2 separate regions of the Homo sapiens genome follow, and region 1 is linked to region 2. The links are chromatin loops, found by intact Hi-C in ENCODE. Cell type or tissue: chondrocyte. All regions are shown on one strand. Each heading gives the region's core, and the rest is flanking DNA. Links, peaks and the distances in the headings are about the cores only.

The links. Peaks named below come from ENCODE experiments on the same cell type or tissue, not always from the same donor. Only the 100,000 strongest peaks of a DNase experiment are listed, where the experiment ranks them.
Region 1: a loop joins it to region 2, with 4 times the contacts of the local background. A loop is called at or near these places in 30 of 110 quality-filtered maps.

What each region holds. Positions count from the first base shown.
Region 1 is chr17:40,852,075-40,862,400 of GRCh38, reverse strand. All of the region lies in intron 1 of LOC105371777 (a long non-coding RNA gene), which reads right to left. KRT12 (keratin 12) reads left to right here. Exons shown (of 8, transcript NM_000223.4): 8 at 643-1,098. The coding sequence ends at 740. Among named protein-coding and RNA genes, the nearest start is that of KRT12, 10 kb to the left of the region's middle. RefSeq lists an enhancer at 5,110-5,404. In chondrocyte, for the core only: CTCF peaks have their summits at 5,020 and 5,230 (motif pointing left); no DNase peak of the experiment used is centred there.
Region 2 is chr17:41,644,619-41,654,944 of GRCh38, reverse strand. LOC124904004 (a long non-coding RNA gene) reads left to right here. Exons shown (of 2, transcript XR_007065756.1): 1 at 1-1,754; 2 at 6,031-7,668. Among named protein-coding and RNA genes, the nearest start is that of KRT17, 25 kb to the right of the region's middle. RefSeq lists enhancers at 1-696, 6,295-6,404, 6,803-6,962, 6,993-7,142, 6,695-7,570 and 1 more. In chondrocyte, for the core only: CTCF peaks have their summits at 6,148 (motif pointing left) and 6,878 (motif pointing right); no DNase peak of the experiment used is centred there.

The sequences.
Region 1 (10,326 bases), core at 2,762-7,761, 790 kb after region 2:
AGTCTATACCATATTAAAACTTTTGGGGGCCTGGGCATGGTGGCTCATGCCTGTAACCTCATAGCTTCGGGAACCTGAGGTGGGAGGATCGCTTGAGGCCAGGAGTTCGTGACCCACCTGGGCAAATAGCGAGACCCCATCTCTACAAAAAACTTAAGAAAAAAAATAGCTGGGTGTGGTGGTGTATACCTGTGATCTCGGCTACTCTGGAGGCTGAGGCAGGAGGACCGCTTGAGCCCGGGAGTTAGAGGTTATAGTGAGCTATGATCATGCCACTGCATTCCTACCTGGGCAACAGAGCCAGACCCTGTCTTTAAGAAAATTAAAATTAAAATTAAAAAATAAAAAAAATGGCAAAGCAGAAGGGAAAAAACCTACTCTGCTGCAAGGTATTATGATCACCATAACCACCTTTGAAATGTTTTCTTAAAAAAAGTTTTCATATATGTACAAGGCAACACTGAATACATTTCATTGTCATTGGCTAAAACACATTTTTGAGAAGTAAAATTTACTTTTGAAAGTTTAATTAGATGGATTGTATCAACCAATGCTTAATTTAGAAGCCTACATTAAACAACCAGTGTTGGATTAATATTTGAAACACTAACTCTTGCCCCCTTATTCCATTTTTATCTTTAGACCCAACCAAAACCCGAAAAATCAAGACAGTTGTGCAGGAGATGGTGAATGGTGAGGTGGTCTCATCTCAAGTTCAGGAAATTGAAGAACTAATGTAAAATTTCACAAGATCTGCCCCATGATTGGTTCCTTAGGAACAAGAAATTTACAAGTAGAAATTATTCCTTTCAGAGTAACATGCTGTATTACTTCAATCCCTATTTTTGTCTGTTCCATTTTCTTTGGATTCCCTATTCACATTGAATCCTTTTTGCCCTTCTGAAACAATATTCAGTCACAAGTCATTTTGGTCATGTTGGTCTTTGTAACAAATCAAAATTACCTTATATCCTTCTGGACCTGGAGTAGTCTTTTAACGAACTTTCTTCTGGTAACCCGGAATATTTTTTAATCATAGAGCTTTAATCAAGTAGTATTGTTTTAATAGAGTTAATTGTAATAAAAGATGAATGGTAATAATGTGAAATGTATGCCTTGATTCCAACAAGAATGTCAAGAGCATAGAGAGAAGTTTTTGAAATACTACTAATAAAATAGAGGCTGGGAGTAATGACTCACACCTATAATCCCAGCACTTTGGGAGGCTGAGAGGCAAGATGATTGCTTGAGGCCCGGAGTTCAAGACCAGCCTGGACAACATAGAGAGACCCCCATCTCTACACAACATTAATAATGATAATAATGATAATGTAGATAAAACTGGGATGAAGATGTCAGGGTTTGAGGATTAAGCTAAAAGAAGATTCTTTTAGAAGTTCTGGCCTTTTTATGTAAGCTCATCAAGGTTGTAGCAAAATTATATTGTCTACTACAGCAGTTGAGAGTTGTCCTGTTCATTTTCTAGCACCATCATTCATGCAGTCAAGAAACGCTGAGCCCCTACAGTGTGCCAGGTTGGAGGCTCAGTGATGAATATGATATGGTCCTTGCCTTGAGGAGCTCATGGTTGAGGGCAGAGATAAACACCTACCAAGAATGTTGATACAGTGAGATCTGTTGAATAGAAGTTCAAAGGGCTGGGCACCATGGCTCACGCCCGTAATCCCAGCACTTTGGGAGGCTGAGGCGGGCAGATCATGAGCTCAAGAGATCAAGACCATCCTGGCCAACATGGTGAAACCCCATCTTAACTAAAAATACAAAAATTAGCCGGGTGCAGTTGCAGGTGGCTGTAATCCCAGCTACTCAGGAGGCTGAGGCAGGCGAATCACTTGAACCCGGGAGGCGAAGGTTGCAGTGAGCCAAGATTGCACCACTGCACTCCAGCATGGCAATAGAGTGAGACTCTGTCTCAAAAAAAAAAAAAGCAAAAAAAAGAAAACAAACAGAACTTCGAAGGACACATGGAAGAAGTGAACAATTTTCCAGGAGGGGCAATGAAATGCTACATAAAGAAATCATCCAGGTAGACGAGGGAGAAAGGCAACAGGGCAAATACATGTGAAAAGACAGAGGGTGTGAACAAACATGGTTCTGCTCTCCTTTCTCCTAGCTGGCAGCAGTGAGGCCCAGGGTGGGGTCCCCACTGGGGCAGGTCAGACCCACAAGTCAGTAACAAAAATCATGTTCTGCATTAGGGAAAAAGGCAGCCAAAGTCTCAGCCTGAGTAGATGGTGGTTCAACATGGGTTGCCAAATTCAAAACCCTAAAAGGAAAATGGGCAAAATTCAATGATTAAGAGCCTGGCCTCTAACATCACACTGGGTTCAATTTCCGGCTCTGCTACTTAATAACAAGTAATTTAACCTCTGTGTTCCTCAGTTTCTTAAAGTGGAAATGATAGCAATGACTGCACCTGCTTCATGGCACGGGTTTTGTGAAGATGAAATGAGGTCGTGTACCTAAAGCACTAGGAACCTGGAAACTATTGGCACCTAGAAAGTACTCAATATTTGTGTCTTATTATTATTTACTGTATGAAACCAAAGTGGGATGAAGAAACAAGGAGACATGGTGAATAAGGAGTGTCAAAGAAGCAGAAGGGAGAGGGAGGAGTTGTGTTAGACAAGAGGAATTCCAGAGCTGAGTCCAAAGGCCAATGGCTAGTCAGCCAACTTAAGCTGATTTGCTTCAGTATGCAGCTTTTCCTTTTAATATCATTTATATGGCCAGATGCAGTGGCTCACGTCTGTAATCCCAGCACTTTGGGAGGCCAATATGGGCAGATTGCTTGGGCCCAGGAATTCAAGACCAGCCTGGACAACATGGTAAAACTCTGTCTCTACAAAAAAAATTTAAAAAATAAAAAAAAATTAGTCGGGTGTGGGGGTGCACACCTGTAGTCCCAGCTACTTGGGAGGCTGAGGTGGAAGGATTACCTGAGCCTGGGAAGGTCAAGAATGCAGTGAGCTGTTATCGTGCCACTGCACTCCAGCCTGGGCAACAGAGTAAGACCCTGTCTCAAAAAAAAGAAAAGAAAAAAATATTTTTAATGGTTTCAGATCCTCCACTCATCTCACTTTATTATACGCTCAGCTCTCTTTGTCTAGCCTTCACCTTCCAGCACACATCCTAGGGTAACCTTTACCTTTCAGACTCAAAAGGATTTTATCAAGGCCTCTGAACAAGGTCCACAGCCCCCAAGTAATAAATAAAGGATTCTACTTCCCTGGTGCTCAAAAGTGTCTGCAAATAGTTACTGCTTTAAATAACATCTGTTTTCCTTACAACTACATAAGAATGGTGTGAGACTCAAAGGGGAAAGGATTTTGCACAAGTATAAATGCAAGGGTCATTTATTAGCTAGTACCATAGTTTCTCAGCATTCCCTTCTCTTGGAAATTTTTTACCACAAAGCTCCCAGAGCCATCACTCTGTAGGCAGCTTTTTCTCAGACTTCTGTGACTGAATGTTGGCTCAATCCTCTTGTCTTTTCTCTATACTCCCTCCCCAGGTAACCTCATCTGATCCCTCCCCAGCCTCTCCTCCCTGATCTTATCCCATGGGTTTTGTTTGTTTGTTTGAGAGGGAGTCTCGCTCTGTTGCCCAGGCTGGAGTACAATGGTGTAATCTTGGCTCACTGCAACCTCCACCTCCCAGGTTCAAGCGATTCTTCTGCCTCAGCCTCCTGAGTAGCTGGGGCTATAGGCATACACCACCACGCCCAGCTAATTTTTGTAATTTTGGTAGAGACAGGGTTTTGCCATGTTGGCCAGGATGGTCTCCATCTCTTGACCTCATGATCTGCCCGCCTCGGCCTCCCAAAGTGCTGGGATTACAGGTGTGAGCCACCGCACCCAGCCAATCCCATGGTTTTAAATAGCACCCACATATTGGTGACTTGTGGCAGCCTCCAGGTTGGTGCCAGTGATCCCTGCCTCCTGGTCTTCATTCCCTTGTGTAGTTCCTTCTCACAATGAACGAGGAGCAGATTTATTGAAGAAGTGACAGTATATGACCTCCAAAGATAGATCACAAAGGCCTTTCAGTTCTTCCTTGGTCTCCTGGACTATATGCTCTTGGGGAAGTCAGCTACCGGCAGGGTTATATCGTGGGGGAAAAAACTATCTGAAAAAAATTCGTGATTTCACAAAATTTCCCATTGAAGTTCCAATGGCTAGGATTTCATGGCACAGCCAGCAAGACCCAAATAATAGTCCTTTTCTGATACTATCTTGGCCAAAATATCCTATAAGTCTTCACTTGGCAAAGGAAGCATTACATTTCTTATTATGTAACTTCACTTTGCCCTGTTCTCACTGACAAGAAATGCAACTAGCACAGCATCTATCAGTCCCTTCGGGCGGCTAGAACAAAATACCTCGGACCGCGTGGCTTAAAAATGAGAGAAACTTATTTCTCACAGTTCTGGAGGCAGCTTCACTGTCTGATAAGGACCCGCTTTCTGGATCATACACAGCTTCTCGATATATCCTCACATGGCAGAAGGGACAAAGCAATGCCCCAGGGCCTCATTTATAAGGACAATAATCCCCTTCGCCAGGGCTCCACCCTCATGACCTAATCCACTCTCGAAAACCCCACCTCCTAATACTGGGTCATTGGTGATTAGGTCTCAACATACAAATATGGGGGGACAAAAACTTTCAGACCATAGCAGCATCCTTATCATGAGAGTCTATCCCTCATTCACTAGGCCACAAGCCCTAATTCAACACAGATGTGAGAGGTCCCTTTGGACTCGGCAAGTAATGAATTGCAGAAGTGGAAGGTCTGTCTTTAAAGAAAAGAACTCCTAAGAAAAAAAAACTGAATAAAGAATCCTATAGCAAAAGACAAGTACATTGTTTATGATTATCCTAAAATCTAAAATTTTACAAATTTAAATTTTTACTTTGATATGCATATGTTGTGTGTAAAAGCTAGTGGAAGGTCTGGAAAATACTGTATATATACTGAACTGTTATAGTAGTTATCTCTTGGGGATTAGCAAGGGGTTTGAAGAATACCTTTATTAAAATGTTTAACAAACAGCATATATGACTCTGATAATCAGAAAAAAAAATAAATGTTATTCTCCCAAACAAATGGCTTTGCAAATGGGTCACAGCAGGAAGGAACCACCTAGAAAAACAACCACGTAGAAAAACAAAGCCAAAGCTTTATTTCTTTAGGCTTTGTAAGAGTGCCATCTTCTGGAGTCTCAAGAAATGAACTTTAAAATAAACTAACCTGGCTGGGCGCGGTGGCTCATGCCTGTAATCCCAGCACTTTGGGAGGCCAAGGCAGGTGGGTCACTTGAGGTCAGGAGTTCGAGACCAGCCTGGCTAACATGGCGAAACCCTATCTCTACTAAAAATACAAAAATTAGCCAGGAGTGGTGGCGTGCGCCTGTAGTCCCAGCTACTAGGGAGGCTGAGGCAGGAGAATAGCTTGAACCCAGGAGGCGGAGGTTGCAGTGAGCCAAGATCACACCACTGCACTCCAGCCTGGGCAACAGAGCAAGATTCCGTCTCAAAAAATAAAATAAAATAAAATAAAAATAAGCTAAGCCTGTGTGTTCAAGCCACTTGAGATGTATTGATACTAGAAGGTTTATCTTTTAAAACAAGAAAGAAGAAAAAAAGCAAACCTTTTACAACGATCAACTTAGCAAATTAAAATTGTCTTATTTAACTAATAATTAGTTTCCAAAAAGTTCACCAGTAAGGAGGCAGTTCTACAAGGCATAAAGTGAAAAAGAAAGTTAGCAATTATTTAGAGTTAAGAAAACCAGCCAATCAATAACTACTCAGGCTTTAAAAACATACTCAAATATCAAATGAAAATGAAATTCTTAATCATATAGCTGAGTAAATGATTTTTTTATGGGGTAGTAAATGTTTCTTAAATCTTGGAACTGAATCCAAGATTGTGCTGAGCTAAAGAAACCAGACACAAAAGAATACATACTGTATGATTCCATTTATATGAAACTTTCAGAAAGATAAAATCTCATCTATAGTGACAGAAATAAGCTCAGTGGTCACCTGAGCTGAAAGGTGTGGGAGGAGTGAGAATTAACTGGTTAACCTGGAAGGGGCACCTGAGAACCTTTGGGACCGATGGAAGTGTTCCGTATCTTGACTGTGGTGATGGGTCCATTTAGCAAGGCTCTTCAAACTGCACATTTAAAACGAATATATTTCATTGTAAGTAAATATTAACTCAATAGTCAATTTTAAAATAATAATTGAATATTCTTTCTTCAGATGATACTGTCCACAGGCGCAGAGAGGCCATGTAGGATCGTCAAAGGTGTCCTAGGGCAAGCTGGCTCTTAATCACTGATCAGTAAATATTCAGGAATTTTCCAAGCTGGCTATTAAACCATGGGCAGCTTGAAATTGGCCATGATGGGAGTATTTACACAAATGGAACTTGGGCTTTTAAAATGTATTTCCCAGAAAACTGTTTTACACCAGTACACCACTGAGCATAGAGGTTAAAAGCACAGTTCAAAGGCCTGAGTTTGGGTCCCAGCTCTGGCACTTTCTAATGGTTTTACTTACCTCTCTGTTCCATAGTTCTCTGTTCCCTAAAATCAAGGCAAAAAAGGATACCTGCTTCACGCCCTATTATGAGAATTCTATGGGTCAATTCACACTTGGCATATAGTAAGCACTAAATATTACCTGCTATTATTATGCAAAGAAAAAAAGTCTCTCTACAACTAAAGAAATGAACTGGTTTACATATTTCCCCCAGACATATTTATTCTTTTTCTTCCCTTCATGCACAATCCTAAATTATTCCACTTTTGTAAAAAAAAAAAGTGCACTTTTCTCACCCAACATATGGGGAGGGGGGAATAATATTTATCTTCCCTCTATCACAAGTTGTGAGCATCAAATAAGCCAACTTCTGTGAAGGAGCTTAACAAGCCATAAAGCACTTTGAAACTATAAGATGTGCTTTCTTCAGAGATGGGGTCGCTCTCTGTCACCCAGGCTGTAGTGCAATGGTGTGCTCATAGCTCACTGCAGCCTCAAATTCCTGGGCTCAAGTGATCCTCCCACCTCAGACTACTGCCATTTTAGTCAAATGTCAGATGCCTGATGAAAGGTGCAAACCACGGTGCCTGTCTAAAATGCTAATATTAATGTAGCTGCTCAAATTGAAGGGGAGGATTCTACAACTAAATACAGAGTATATAAAATAAATTAAGAAAAACTGGGGCTGGGAGCAGTGGCTCACGCCTATAATCCCAGAACTTTGGGAGGCCGAAGCGGGCAGATCATGAGGTCAGGAGATTGAGACCATCCTGGCTAACACAGAGAAACCCTGTCTCTACTAAAAATACAGAAAATTATCCGGGCGTGGTGGCGGGCACCTGTAGTCCCAGCTACTTGGGAGGCTGAGGCGGGAGAATGGTGTGAACCCGGGAGGCAGAGCTTGCAGTGAGCTGAGATCGCACCACTGCATTCCAGCCTGGGCGACAGAGTGAGACTCCGTCTCAAAAAAAGCTTAGCATTCTTGGGAATTGTCATGCATGATTTTAGGGTTTATTTCTTAAATTAGCATAATATAGCAGAATTATAAATAAATGCAATGCTTTACACACATGCAATAAATTGTTTGCAAAACTCAGAATAGATATTTTAACTTTATAGACTGTAAAAACATGAGCATCAAGCTTTTTCAGGAAAAAAATTCTGCATACTACTCTTCTTTAGAATTAAATTCATTGCGAATTCTAGTTGCTAAAATATGTCATTGTTTTTTCACTATGTACATATTCTTAATGAAATGCAACTCTTCTTCAAAATGATGGAACAAATACGCAATTTAGAAGCAGACCTGTAAATAAATCACACTGATAAAACAGTCCACAGACAGCAGTGGGCTCTAATAGAAGCCATTTAGATGGTATTTCAGGCTTTCTCAGTGAGTCATTATCTTACTCAGAACAAGTTACTCAACTTGAGATGACTCACTTTGTACAAAAAGACAACAATAATATCACATATAATCACATTAGCCCGGCATTTTGAAATCTTTAAAAACACCGTAAACACACGACGCTATGACCTTGGTTGGTAAGAATATGGTCATTTTAGTTACTGACTTGCACTTATTGATCTCCTGAAGTTATACATACACTACTAAGTTTCTGCTAAGTGTACTCATTTTGAAATATTTCATTTATTTGCAAGTAACATGGGATTTTAAAGAAATCACGTCAGGCTGCAATTTCACGTTTCAAATAAACAGAGCAACAAGTATAACTTTTTTGACAAGTTGCAGTGTAATTTTTATTTTTTATTATTATACTTTAAGTTCTGAGATACATGTGCAGAACGTGCAGATTTGTAACATAGGCATACACGTGCCATGGTGGTTTGCTGCACCCATCAACCCATCATCTACATTAGGTATTTCTCCTTAATGTTATCCCTCCCCTAGTCCCTCACTCCCCGACAGGCCCCGGTGTGTGATGCTCCCCTCCCTGTGTCCACATGTTCTCATTGTTCAACTTCCATTTATGAGTGAGAACATGTGGTGTTTGGTTTTCTCCGCTGGCTTATTTATGTATACAAGTGGGGCATCACATATGCATTTATTTGTGTATTCATTCTGTAGCTGTAATAGGTTCATTGCCTGGATGTTCACAGCAAGTCAATACCCAGAGGCACCAGGTTGCAACAGAGACAGAGGTTTAATGGTAAGGCCAACAAATGAGGAGAAAAGAGAAAACCCCAAATCCATCTTCCCGGGGACTCTGGGGCGAGGGTTTTTAAGAGTTTTGGAGTGAGCCAAAGCATAGAGATTGTTGATTAGTTGAAGAGTACAGGGTGAAGTCCCAGGACAGGGAGAGAAAGAAACTGTACTCTCATGCTCATTTGGTTTGTCTGTGGGAGTCTTTAAATTGGTTGGCGTTAGCAGTTCCACAGTAATTCAGGATCCGTTTAAGCAATTCTTAAACAAAAGCCTCATGGTTCTAACATTAGAATTTCTATCTACAGGAACAATGGGGATGCAAATGGTCAGAATCTAAGGTTATGTGATGTTTAGTTACAAGGAAGTGGGTCAAAGTGCAGCCTGGTTAAAGCTTAATTATAACTACATTTCTGCCCAGAATTCTTAATTCTGTGAGGATGGCTTCAATTCCTTCAACAAGCTTTTATTTAGCACCAACTATATGTAAGACTCTACATAGTCTATTGAAAATAACCTCAGTTTTTATGATCTAAAGGCAAATACATGATAAAGTTTCATACAGTTTTTACATTGTATATTACAATTTACATTGGATAAAAAGTACCTCCCAAGGTGCTTTACGGTGTTTTCACTGGATACCCATTTTAAACAGCCTTATGTGCTGATTCTGGATGATAATTTTAATGTTAAACTTCCCTAGCCTATCTAATATATGACTGAGTAGGCTGACAAATAATAAAATAAATGTTTATCATTTAAAAAATACAAATATATATAATCAGCATCCAATAGAGATAATCCTGGAACAAAAATTAGTACTACAGAATTAGATCCAGGCTAATCAGAATCCAGCAGTGGTGTTATAGGAAAGCACAACAATGAAGTCCTTCTCAGTGTTATTACTCAGAGGCTAGGGGTAAGAAAAAGTCCTTCAGGTGATGTGAAGTTAGGAGAATTTTACTCAGTTCCCCTGTGTGACTATGGAAGGTGTTTTTACAGCTTGCAGAGCTGAAGGAGATAGAACTGAACGCTGGCCAGTGGGAAGACAAGAACTGCTCAAGGGAAAGGAAGGTCTCAGTAGGGAGGAGAACCTGATGAAAGTTTTAGTCATCATTATCATGATTATCTGTCACCTCCAGGGTACACAGGTAACAGTTGCATTAAAGAGGAGATCATTTCTGAGGAGCTAAAGGACAATATAATATTATAACACCAAAGACACAAAGCTGAAGTAGCAGGTTACACAATTATTTGCCAATTTGTCCACAGGGAGACTTTTTAGCTGCACTTTCCAAAGCATTGGCACTCTGAAAACTTAATCATATAAAACTACATTCCCAACATGTAGAATATGTATCATAAAACACTTGCTATACACATATATCCAAACATCTTATGTCCTTATGATAATTTATCTCTGAACTAAAAATCTATTTAGGATCACTATGGATCATTTAAATTATGTTTCATTTTGTCAGAAAAAAAAATCAAATAATAAAGCATTATTTTAACTGGCTTTTACCTTTCAGTTAAATTGAACTTTAACTAAACAATCAAAGAAAAATTATTCCTCTATCAATGTTG
Region 2 (10,326 bases), core at 3,219-8,218:
CACAGCCCTTGTCCTGGGGAGTTTGGAATAACCGTATTGGGGCCAGGGACAGAGGATGATGGAGTCACCCTGCTCTGCATGGAGCACGGGACCACCCGGCCTCACGGGGCTGGGCAGACGCTTCTGTTTCTTCTGCATGGAGCACGGGATCACCTGGCCTCATGGGGTTAGGCAGACGCTTCTGTTTCTTAGGAAGAGGTCTGTTTGCTTCTCAAATGCTTCCCGGGAACCTCCTCCACCACTGCAGCCCTGCACTGTGGGCAGGAATGTCACTAGCCCCCTTTTACGGATGAGGAAACTGAGGCTCAGGCATCTGGGAAAATGTGCTGTGGGCAGCCCCCCCGGACAGAGCTGTGCTGGCACCCTCCAGACAGTGCAGGAGAAGGGCAGGTCCCACAGAGTCCCTGCTGTTCCCCCAAGTCCTGAGGCCAGGGGGTGCTGTCTCTACTCTCAGTCCCCTGCCAGGACCTGTCCCCTGGTTCAATCCCAGGCAGGCCAGCGGGGAGGGTGGGGTGGGAGACTTGGTTCTGCTGAGGCTGCAGCTTCCCTGGCCCACCTAGGCTGAGTCAGGGCTGGGCAGGAGCCGAGGGCAGCAGCTTTCCCAGGGCCAGCCCGGGCGGCGTCCGCATTCCTCACTTGCAGGGTGCGTCTGGGCTTGGCTGAGCCAGGTGTGCTGTGCCCCACCCAGGCCCCCGCCTGCAGCTGAGCCAGCTCAGCGCTGGGGCCTTGTAAGGAAGCTTCTGGCAGCCACCAGGAACGGGGTGTGGGAACTGCTTGGCTTGCATGTCCTTGCTGGGTGGGGTGCAGGCTGGGGGAGATCAGCCTGCTAGAGCCCAAGCTCCCACAGTGGCCAGGGCAATTGGGGTGCCCACTCCTCACCCCCTCCTCACACTCTGCTCTTGCCTCTGCAGTTGGAGAGCTGGAGGCCGAGGCCCCAGGCAGTCTGTGGTTTGGAGCTTTGGTCTTGGTCATTGCTCAGTAGATGCTGGGGGCAGAATGAAGGATGTTCTGAGAGCTGAGGTGGTGGTGAGGGCCCCGCAGTGGCCAGGAAGCAGCAGAGGGACACGTTCTGTTTGCTGCCTCCAGCCTCTAAGGGATGCCTTTGTCCTAAGCAGCTTGGAGCTCTGTGCCAGATGGGGCCCTGGAGTAGAGGCTGTGAGTGCGGACTTGTGCCCATGGGGTGCCCATCTCTGGGGACTGCTGCTGACACCTTGCCACTTGGCCCTGTGTCCCCCACACCCCAGCTGGGCTGTCTGCACTGGCACCTGGGTCTGGAAGGGGTCTATATGGGGTTGGCCAAGGTCAGTCCTCACCACTTACTGCAGTGAAATTCTTCCCACAATCCACTTCCTCTCTTTGGGCCTCTGTTTTCTTTCCTGGAAAGTGGGGGTAGGAACTCCCTTTCCCAATGTCCCTGGGCGCTTTTTGTTTTTCACTTAATTAAAATTTTTTTTTGTTATTTTTGAGATAGGGCCTCACTCTGTCGCCCAGGTTGGAGTGCAGTGACGCCATCACAGCTCGTGCAGGCTTGATCTCCTGGGCTCAAGCGGTTCTCCCACCCCAGCCTCCTGAGTAGCTGGGATCACAGGTGCACACCACCAAGCCTAGCTGAATGTCCCTGGGTTCTTGGTGGATGGAATGTGACCATGAGACTGAGGATGTGTGTTGGGAGCTGAGATGAGCTGTGCTGGGACCTGCATCTTCTCCACCACAGGACCCCCCAACTTAGCGCTGTAGCTTCTCCATCACTGTCTGTGAGTCTGGCAGGGCCCCTGGATGGTGATTGGGGAAGGAAACTTCAAGTTTGGGATTTGGGGACCTTGCTCACTGTTTAGCCTCTTCCTGGAGGGCTACTGGTAGAGCCAGCATTTCAATCACACCAACAACCACCCATGGGGGACCTCCTTGCCTCCCTGTTGCCCAGTTCTGAGGCCTCAGCATTTCTGAGCACAGCCCAGGGCTGGTCCCCTCTGTCATGCCTCGCAGCAGGTAGGGCCAAGCTGTTTCCTGGGAACCTGTGATGGGCCCAGGGTGGGCCCAGGGTGGCTTGGTCTGCAGAAATCACTTCCCAAGCCTTGGTGGGAACCAGCAGTTCCTGGCCCTGGGCCCAGGGTGGGCGTGGGAATTCTGTCCTGCAGGGAGGACAGGAAGGGTGACAGCAGGGCTGTGGGAGCAGAGGCTGAGGGATGGGGTGGGACACTGGTCCTGGGCATCTAGCGTAGCCTCCACGGTGAGGGCGGCAGGCTGAGCTCCAGGCAGCTGGGTTGGGGGGCAGGGACCAGAGCAGGTGCAGCCCCCTGGCCCCACCTAGCCCCTTGCAGAGCAGTGGTGGGCAAGCCTGGCTGAGGTGTCCCAGGCTGGGGCAGAGACCCCTTGGCTCCTCTTTCTGGGGGCAGCTCCTCACTTCCCCAGCTTTCTTTGGCTGAGCCCTGGGGCTGGCTCTGGGGTGCCCCATTCCAGGGGCTCTCTGGGGACCTTGGCTGCTTTCCCTGCTTCTCTGTCCAGGGCCTTGTGGCAAGAGGATAGAACTTTGTCCTGGCTGGGTGCTGCCTGCAGTGGAAGGAAGTGCCTCAGCTCCTGAAAACCCTGCTCTGTGTCTGTGTCCTGTGGTTGAGGATGGCTTTGTGTGTGTGTATGTGCATGTGTGTTGATGGCGTGTGTGTGTGCATGTGTGCAGACATGTGTTGCTGGGATGTGAGTGTGTGTTCATGTGTGTTGGTGGGGTTCATGTGTGTGTGCATGCATGTGTGTTGGGGTGTGTGTGCAGTGTGTGTGTATGTGTGTGTATGTGTGTGCATGCGTGTGTGTTGGTGGGGTGTGTGTATGTGTGTGCATGTGTGTTGGTAGGGTGTGTGTCTGTGTATGTGTGTGCATGTGTGTTGGTTGGTGGTAGTGTGTGTGCATGCGTGTGTTGGTGGTGTGTGTGTGTGTTGGTAGGGTGTGTGTTTGTGTGTGTGCATGTGTGTTGGTTGGTGGTAGTGTGTGTGCATGCATGCGTGTGTGTGTGTTGGTGGGGTGTGTGTGTGCATGTGTGTTGGTGGGGGAGGCACTTGTTTCTGTGGGGTGGTCTTCTGGACATTCGCACTGGCGTCCCTGTAGTTAGAGTCTGAACCCTGAAGGATTCTGGGAGCTGGCACTGGGAGCTGGGCCCAGGGCAGCCTGGGACCTAGTGGGAACAGGCGAGAACAGGCTGGTACTGGCTGGCGGGAGCGGCAGCAGCTGGAATGTGTGGGCTGCCCCACCCTCCCTCACCCAGGAATGGGCCCTCGTCGCGGAGCCAGGACCCAGCCCCTTCGCCCAGCTGTCCCAGCTCTGCCCCACCAGGCCTCCTGAGCCCCCGTTCCCTCCTGTGGGGCTCCCCCACTGCCCTCGCTCCTGGCTGGGCTGGAGCCAGCGGGCCAGCTGGGGCGGGCTGTCTGGGAGGAGCTGGCACTGCTTCTTCAGGATCCCAGGTCTTGGGGCCGTGTGTTTCCAGGTCTGCACAGACCGACCCTCTGTCACTTACAGGGGCCTCGTTGTGATGAATCAGGGAAGAACGTGGCTGTACCTGTGGGGGGTTTCCCTGGACCAGTGGTGGGCTCCTGGGCCTGCTCTGCTCCTGGAATGGAGGCTGAGGACCACCTGCCCTCCTGCAGGTTTTGGGTACAAGCTGTGTGCCTCTGCAGAGCAGCTGTGTCCTCTCCTGTCCTGTGCAGTTAATCAGGGCTCCCTGTGGCTTTCAGGAGCAAGGCCCCGCTCCCTCGTGTGGCACGCAGGGCCTCTCCCAGGTGGGCCTCTCCCAGGTGGGCCCCTGCTCACCTTGCCAGGCCCAGCCCCCACCCCCTGCCTTTCCAGCCAGCTCCCCTGGCCTGGGACATCTCATGCTTCCCTGAGGGTGCCCCCTGCCATGGCATGTGCCCATCACCCTGCCTGGAAGGCCGGCATCTCCTGTGTCTCCTGCTGTGCTGGACCTGCTCAGATCCTTTCCCCACCTGTCCTGCCTTGAGGCTGGGTCAGGGACCCCTCATGGGCACTCCCACAGGCCAGCCTGCACAGGTCTCCACGGTGTCTCGTGAGGTCCAGGAGCTCCCCAAGATCAGGGCCTGCTGTGTGTCCCCTGTCATGTCCCCAGGTCAGGCTCTCCCACGTATGGGCTGGGGAGTGAGAGGATGAGCTAGTGAGTGGGTACAGGAAGCCCGGGGAGTTCCTCTGAGGCCCAGTCCTGGCCCCGATTCTGCTTCCTCCAGTCCAGGAGGAATATCCCTCTACCTTGGGACTGGGGTCTCCTGGGAACATTCTAGAAATCTCTCTTGCAATCAGGGAGGATACAAGCCCCTCCTCTTTCCTGATGAGGATGTAAGATTAACAGGCCAGAGTGGCAATGGCGTCTTTGTGTGAGTGTGTAAGGTGTGTACCCGTGAGAGGTTGTGTGAATGTGAAAGTTTGCGCGTGTGTCCATGAGTGGGTGACAGTGTGGACATGAGTCTATGAGTGTGAGTGTGAGTATGGGGAAGTTTGTGAGTATGGGGAAGTTTGTGAGCATGTGCTGGTGTGTGTGAGTCTGGGAATGTCAGTGTATGTGTGTGAATGTACATGTGAGCGGCACGTGAATGGGTATGAGTCTTTGAGTGTGTGTCAGCCTGTGAGCATGTGCCTGTGTGTGAATCTGGGAGTGTGAGTGTGTGTATGAGCTGTGTGTGAACGTGTGTGTGAGTCTTTGTGTGTGCATGTGTCTGAGAGTGTCAATGTGTGTGTGAATGTGTGTATATGAGTCTTTGAGTGTGTATCTGTGAGCATGCGCCTGTGTGTGAATCTGGGAGTGTGTGTGTGAGCTGTGTGTGAACGTGTGTGTGTGAGTCTTTGTGTGTGCGCATGTCTGAGAGTGTCAATGTGTGTGTGTGGATGTGCCTGTGAGCTATGTGTGAATGTGTATATAGGAGTCTTTGAGTGTGTGTGTATCGATCTGTGAGCATGCGCCTGTGTGTGAATCTGGGAGTGTGAGTGTGCATGTGAACTGTGTGTGAATGTGTGTATATGAGTCTTTGAGTGTGTGTCAGCCTGTGAGCATGTGCCTGTGTGTGAATTTGAGAGTGTAAATGTTCGTATGAGCTGTGTGTGAATGTACGTGTATCAGTCTGTGTGTGTCTGAGAGTCTCAATGTGTGTGTGTATGTGCATGTGAGCTATGTGTGAACGTGTGTGTATGAGTCTTTGAGCATGTGTGTGTCAACCTGTGAGCATGCACCTGTGTATGAATCTGGAAGTGTGTGTGTGTGTGTGTGAGCTGCGTGTCGATGTGTGGCTTATCCTGCAGGAGTGCTGACCCGGGACTCCGGGCGGTAAAGAAGCCTGGGTCCAGGCTCTCCCCTTCCCCAAAGCCACAGGCAACCCCAGAGACACTCAGAGCCCTCTGCATTCTGGGGGTTCTGGGGGCGATCTGGGGAGCTTGTAGGCTCACTTTGCTCCACTGAGCGATGAGTGGTCTTTCCACATTCTAGAGAGGGCTCGGAGGCCTTTATTTTGAAAAGAGTAATACTGAATAGATTCAAAATAATATTTACAAAATATGTGTAGGATTTAAGAATGAAGGCACTGCCGGGCGCTGTGGCTCACGCCAGTAATCCCAGCACTTTGGGAGGCCGAGGTGGGCGGATCACCTGAGGTCAGGAGTTCGAGACCAGCCTGGCCAACATGGTGAAACCCTGTCTCTACTAAAAATACAAAAATTAGCCGGGCGTGGTGGCAGGCGCCTGTAATCCCAGCTACTTGGGAGGCTGAGGCAGGAGAATCGCTTGAACCCAGGAGGTGGAGGTTGCAGTGAGCCGAGATCACCCCATTTCACTCCAGCCTGGGCGACAAGAGTGAAACTCGACCTCAAAAAAAAAAAAAAAAAAAAAAAAGAAAAAAACAAAAAAAGAATAAAAGCACAACAAACATCCGTGAATCCACTGCCCAATTTTGGACATTTTAGCTTCGATGTGCGCCTCGCGCTCTGCCCGCAGTGTAACCGCTAGCCTGGATTTGGGATTTGATTCCTTGCTTTCCTTTACAGATTTGAAGTCCTTCCCCCAGGCCCTGGACGGGGAAACTCAGGACTCCTCTCCGGGTAGAGTCTGGCAGCAGTCGGGCCAGAACAGCTCAGTGCTGCCCTCTGGGGGCGAGGCCGCGGCTTCCTCCTGCTCAGCCCCAGCCTGGGTTGGAAGGAGCCCACCCAGCTAAGCGTGGCGAGACCCGACAGAGGGGTGGGCGCAGTCACTGCCCACACACCTGCAAGGCACGCCTGGACGCACATCCGCATGTGGCCATGCACAGGTGTGCACACGGACTTTACCCTCGTTCGTTTGTATTATGTCCCCCGTTGGTGTCACACCCCGCGTGGGAAGCCCAGAAGCCGCTGCCGCTCCTCAGGAGTTGACAGGAGGGAGAGGTCCCCGCGGGTGGAGCGTGTCTGCTCCAGGGACCCTCAGACTCGGGGCCGGGCAAGCTGGAGGGAAGGCTGGTTTTGGGGTTAGCAGTTTATTAACAGAGGGACTTGAGCGGGTGGGCGTGGGGGAGGGACACGTGCCAAAGGCAGGGAAGGGCTTTTTTGAGATGGAGGGATGGGGGATAGGGGGTGATACACAGCGCAGGCCAGCTTCAGAAGGGAATGTTGTGTCCATGCGCCTGGAGGCAGAGGCATGGACACACGGCCCAGCCGGGGCCTGGTGCTCTGGCTGTTAAGGGACTAGAGACGGTGAAGCTGAAGATGGCGAGGAGGAGCCAGGACCCTGGGGGAGAAGGAGTAGTTTGCAGAGCGCAGGTGGAGGATGGGTCTCCAGGGTCCCTGCATTCCTCCCGCGGCCTCGCGGGCTCCTCTCGGGACTGCAGCGCAGAGGCGCCACCCAAGATGGCCAGCAGAGGGCGCTCCTGCTACAGATTTGGGGATCCCGGGCGGCCGGAGCGTGTCCCCGTTTAACAGGGCATGAGCCTTGGAAGGCGGCTGGGCCTGGGGTCTCCATGGGGAGCACTAGAGCCTGCCCCTTGGGAGCCACCGAGCACAAGAATGAGGAGAGACGACCTCATGAGGTGGGAACCCCACAGGGTTCCATGCATCCTTTTCTGCTGCTGCCGGGTCAGGCATTTGTCTGGTCAATGCTTCCATCCTTTTGTCCCAAGGTGGTGCCTTTTAAATCACCCCCGGAGATGTGACTGGCCCGCCTAACCTGCCCTGGAGGTCTTCCTCCAGGCCAGGGGTCTGTTAGGGCCAGCTAGCCTTTCTAGAAAGTTCCCTGGGTTCTAGCCCCTGCAGCTTCCCTGGTGGCCCCTTGCTCCTGCTTCCTGTCCCTGCCTCTGGGAGGAGGACTTGCTTGTCTGGTCTCCTTCCTCACCCTGCCTCATCCAAGGAGGCTTCTCCATCGCTGCCGGTGCATCCTGCAGTTCTGAGGACCAGACGCACCCTTGGTCTTCTGCCGTAAAGAGTTACGGGCGTTCACGCAGCTGGCGGGTGAACACTGCCAGGTCCCCTGCTTGGCTTGAGGTGTGGCAGCCGCCATCAACTACTGGGGGAGGCGACTAGGGAGGAGAAAATCCCTTCGGTTGTGAATTCTGCCTTCCACCTCCCAGCATCTCCACCTGGACAGAGGGACCACACACTCAAGCCATTTACTCATTGATTTTTAAATTAAATTAAATTAAATTTATTTTAAAATTATTAAATTTTAATTATATATTTATTTGTAATTATATTTAAATAATTAAATCTGTTTATAATATAAAATTATAAAATTTAATTTATAAATTTTAAATTATTTAAAATAAATTAAAATTTATTTTATTTTATTATTATTTTTTGAGACAGAGTTTCGCTTTTGTTGCCCAGGCTGGAGTGCAATGGTGTGATCTTGGCTCAGTGCAACCTCTGCCTCCTGGGTTCAAGCGATTCTCCTGCCTCAGCCTCCAGAGTAGCTGGGATTACAGGAATACGCTACCACGCCCGGCTAATTTTTTGTATTTTTACTAGAGACGGGGTTTCTCCATGTTGGTCAGGCTGGTCTCGAACTCCTGACCTCAGGTGATCTACCCGCCTCGGCCTTCCAAAGTGCTGGGATTACAGGTGTGAGCCACTGCACCCAGCAACATTTATTTTATTTTATTTTTATTTACTATTATTATTTTTCAGATGGAGTCTTACTCTGTTGCCAGCCTGGAGTGCAGTAGCACGATCTCGGCTCACTGCAACCTCCACCTCCTGGGTTCAAGTGATTCTCGTGCCTGAGCCTCCTGAGTAGCTGGGATTACAGGCACGTCCCACCACACCCAGCTAATTTTTGTATTTTTAGCAGAGACGGGGTTTCACCATGTTGGTCAGGATGGTCTTGATCTCCTGACCTTATGATCTGCCCGCCTCAGCCTCTCAAAGTGCTGGGATTACAGGCGTGAGCCACCGTACCCGGACATATTTTATTTTTTGAGACAGAGTCTGGCTCTCTCTCCCAGTCTGGAGTGCAGCAGTGTGATCTTGGCTTGCTGCAACCTCCATCTCCTGGGTTCAAGCGATTCTCCTGCCTCAGCCTCCCGAGTAGCTGGGATTACAGGCATGTGCCACCACACCTGGCTAATTTTTGTATTTTTAGTAGAGTCAGGGTTTCGCCATGTTGGCCAGGCTGTTCTCGAACTCCTGGCCTCAAGTGATCTGCCCGTCTTGGCCTCCCAAAGTGCTGGAGCCATTCATTTATTAATTTGTTCATTCATTTATTCATATCTGCAGTTATTGGGCACTCTTTGCTATGGCCATTTCCAGGGACAGAGAGAAGGAGGCAGGGTCCCTGTCCCATGTCTAGAAGGGGAGTCAGGTATACAAGCAGGTGTAACCACATAGGGTGAGACGTGCCCCATAGAGGGGAATTGCTGTGTTTCCGTGAACTCCGCTTGTCCTAGCTTCCCTATCCTAGTCAGTGACATCATCACCCACCCAGTTACTCAGCTCAGAAAATGCAGAGTCATCCTGCTGTTCCCAGCTCAGGCCTGGCTCCCTGTTGGCCATGGTGTCCCATCCTCACCTCACAACTCTCTCCCAGGCCACCACTTCAGCCCTGAGGCCAGTTCTGCTCTATCCAGCATTCACACTGCCACAAAAGAGAGCTCCTTCAAACTACTCGATGCCCAGACACAGGAAAAAGAAGGAAGGAATGTGGCCTGAGGGAATTGTCTGTATGGAGAAAGACCGAAAAACAAAGTTGGAAAATGAAAAAGTAACTGGGAAAATGCATTCACAACACCTGTGCCAAGGCCTCTTCCCATGTTTATGAAAAGCTCACACAAACCAGGAAGGCCAAGACTGCAGACAAGAATAGGCAAAGGATAGGAACAGCCAGTTCCTAAGAAACAAGAAGGAGAACAAGAAGCAACCACGAAATATAGGGAAGGATGTGGTCTTTGTCTGTTCTGTGCTGCTCTAACTGAACACTTGAGACTGGGTGATTTAACAGAGTAGAGAGATTTACTTCTGAGAATTCTGGAGGCTGGGAAGTCCAGGGTTAGGGGGCTGCATCTGGCGAGGGCCTTCATGCTGCAGCATCCCATGGCAGGAGGTGGAAGGGTAGAGAGGGGAGTGGGGGGAGAGAGAGAGACAGAGAAGGAAGGGGACCAAACTCATCCTTTTATCAGGAACCCACTCCCTCCATAACTGCAATAACTAACCCACTCCCCTGGTAATGGCATTAATCTATAAGGCCATTAATCTCTGCCTTTGTGACCTAATCTCCTCTTAACGGTCCCATCTCTCAACAGTATTGCATTGGAGATTACGTTTCCAAAACATGAACTTTGGGGGATACATTCAAACTACAACAGAAGTTCAATTTTACTCATAATTAAATAAACGGAAACTGAAGCAACAGAGAGATCTGTTTCAACTATGAAGAAAGACAAAAGGGCCAGGCATGGTGGCTCACAGCTATAATCCCAACACTTTGGGAGGTCAGGGCAGGAGGATAGCTTGAGCCCAGCAGTTTGAGACCAGCCTGGGCAACATTGTGAGACCTCATCTCTACAAAAAATGCAAAAATTAGCCAGGTATGGTGGCACACACGTGTAGTCTGAGCTACTCGGGAGGCTGAGGTGGGAGGATCACTTGGGCCTACGAGTTCAAGGCTGCAGTGAGCCATCAGTGGTGATCACACCATTGCACTCCAGTCTTGGTGACAGAATGAGACCCTATCTCAAAAAAAAAAAAAAAAGGAAAGGCCGGGTGCAGTGGCTCACACCTGTCATCCCAGCAGTTTGGGAGGCTGAGGCAGGTGGATCACTTGAAGTCAAGAGTTCGAGACCAGCTGTCCAGCATGGTGAAACCCCATCTCTACTAAAAATA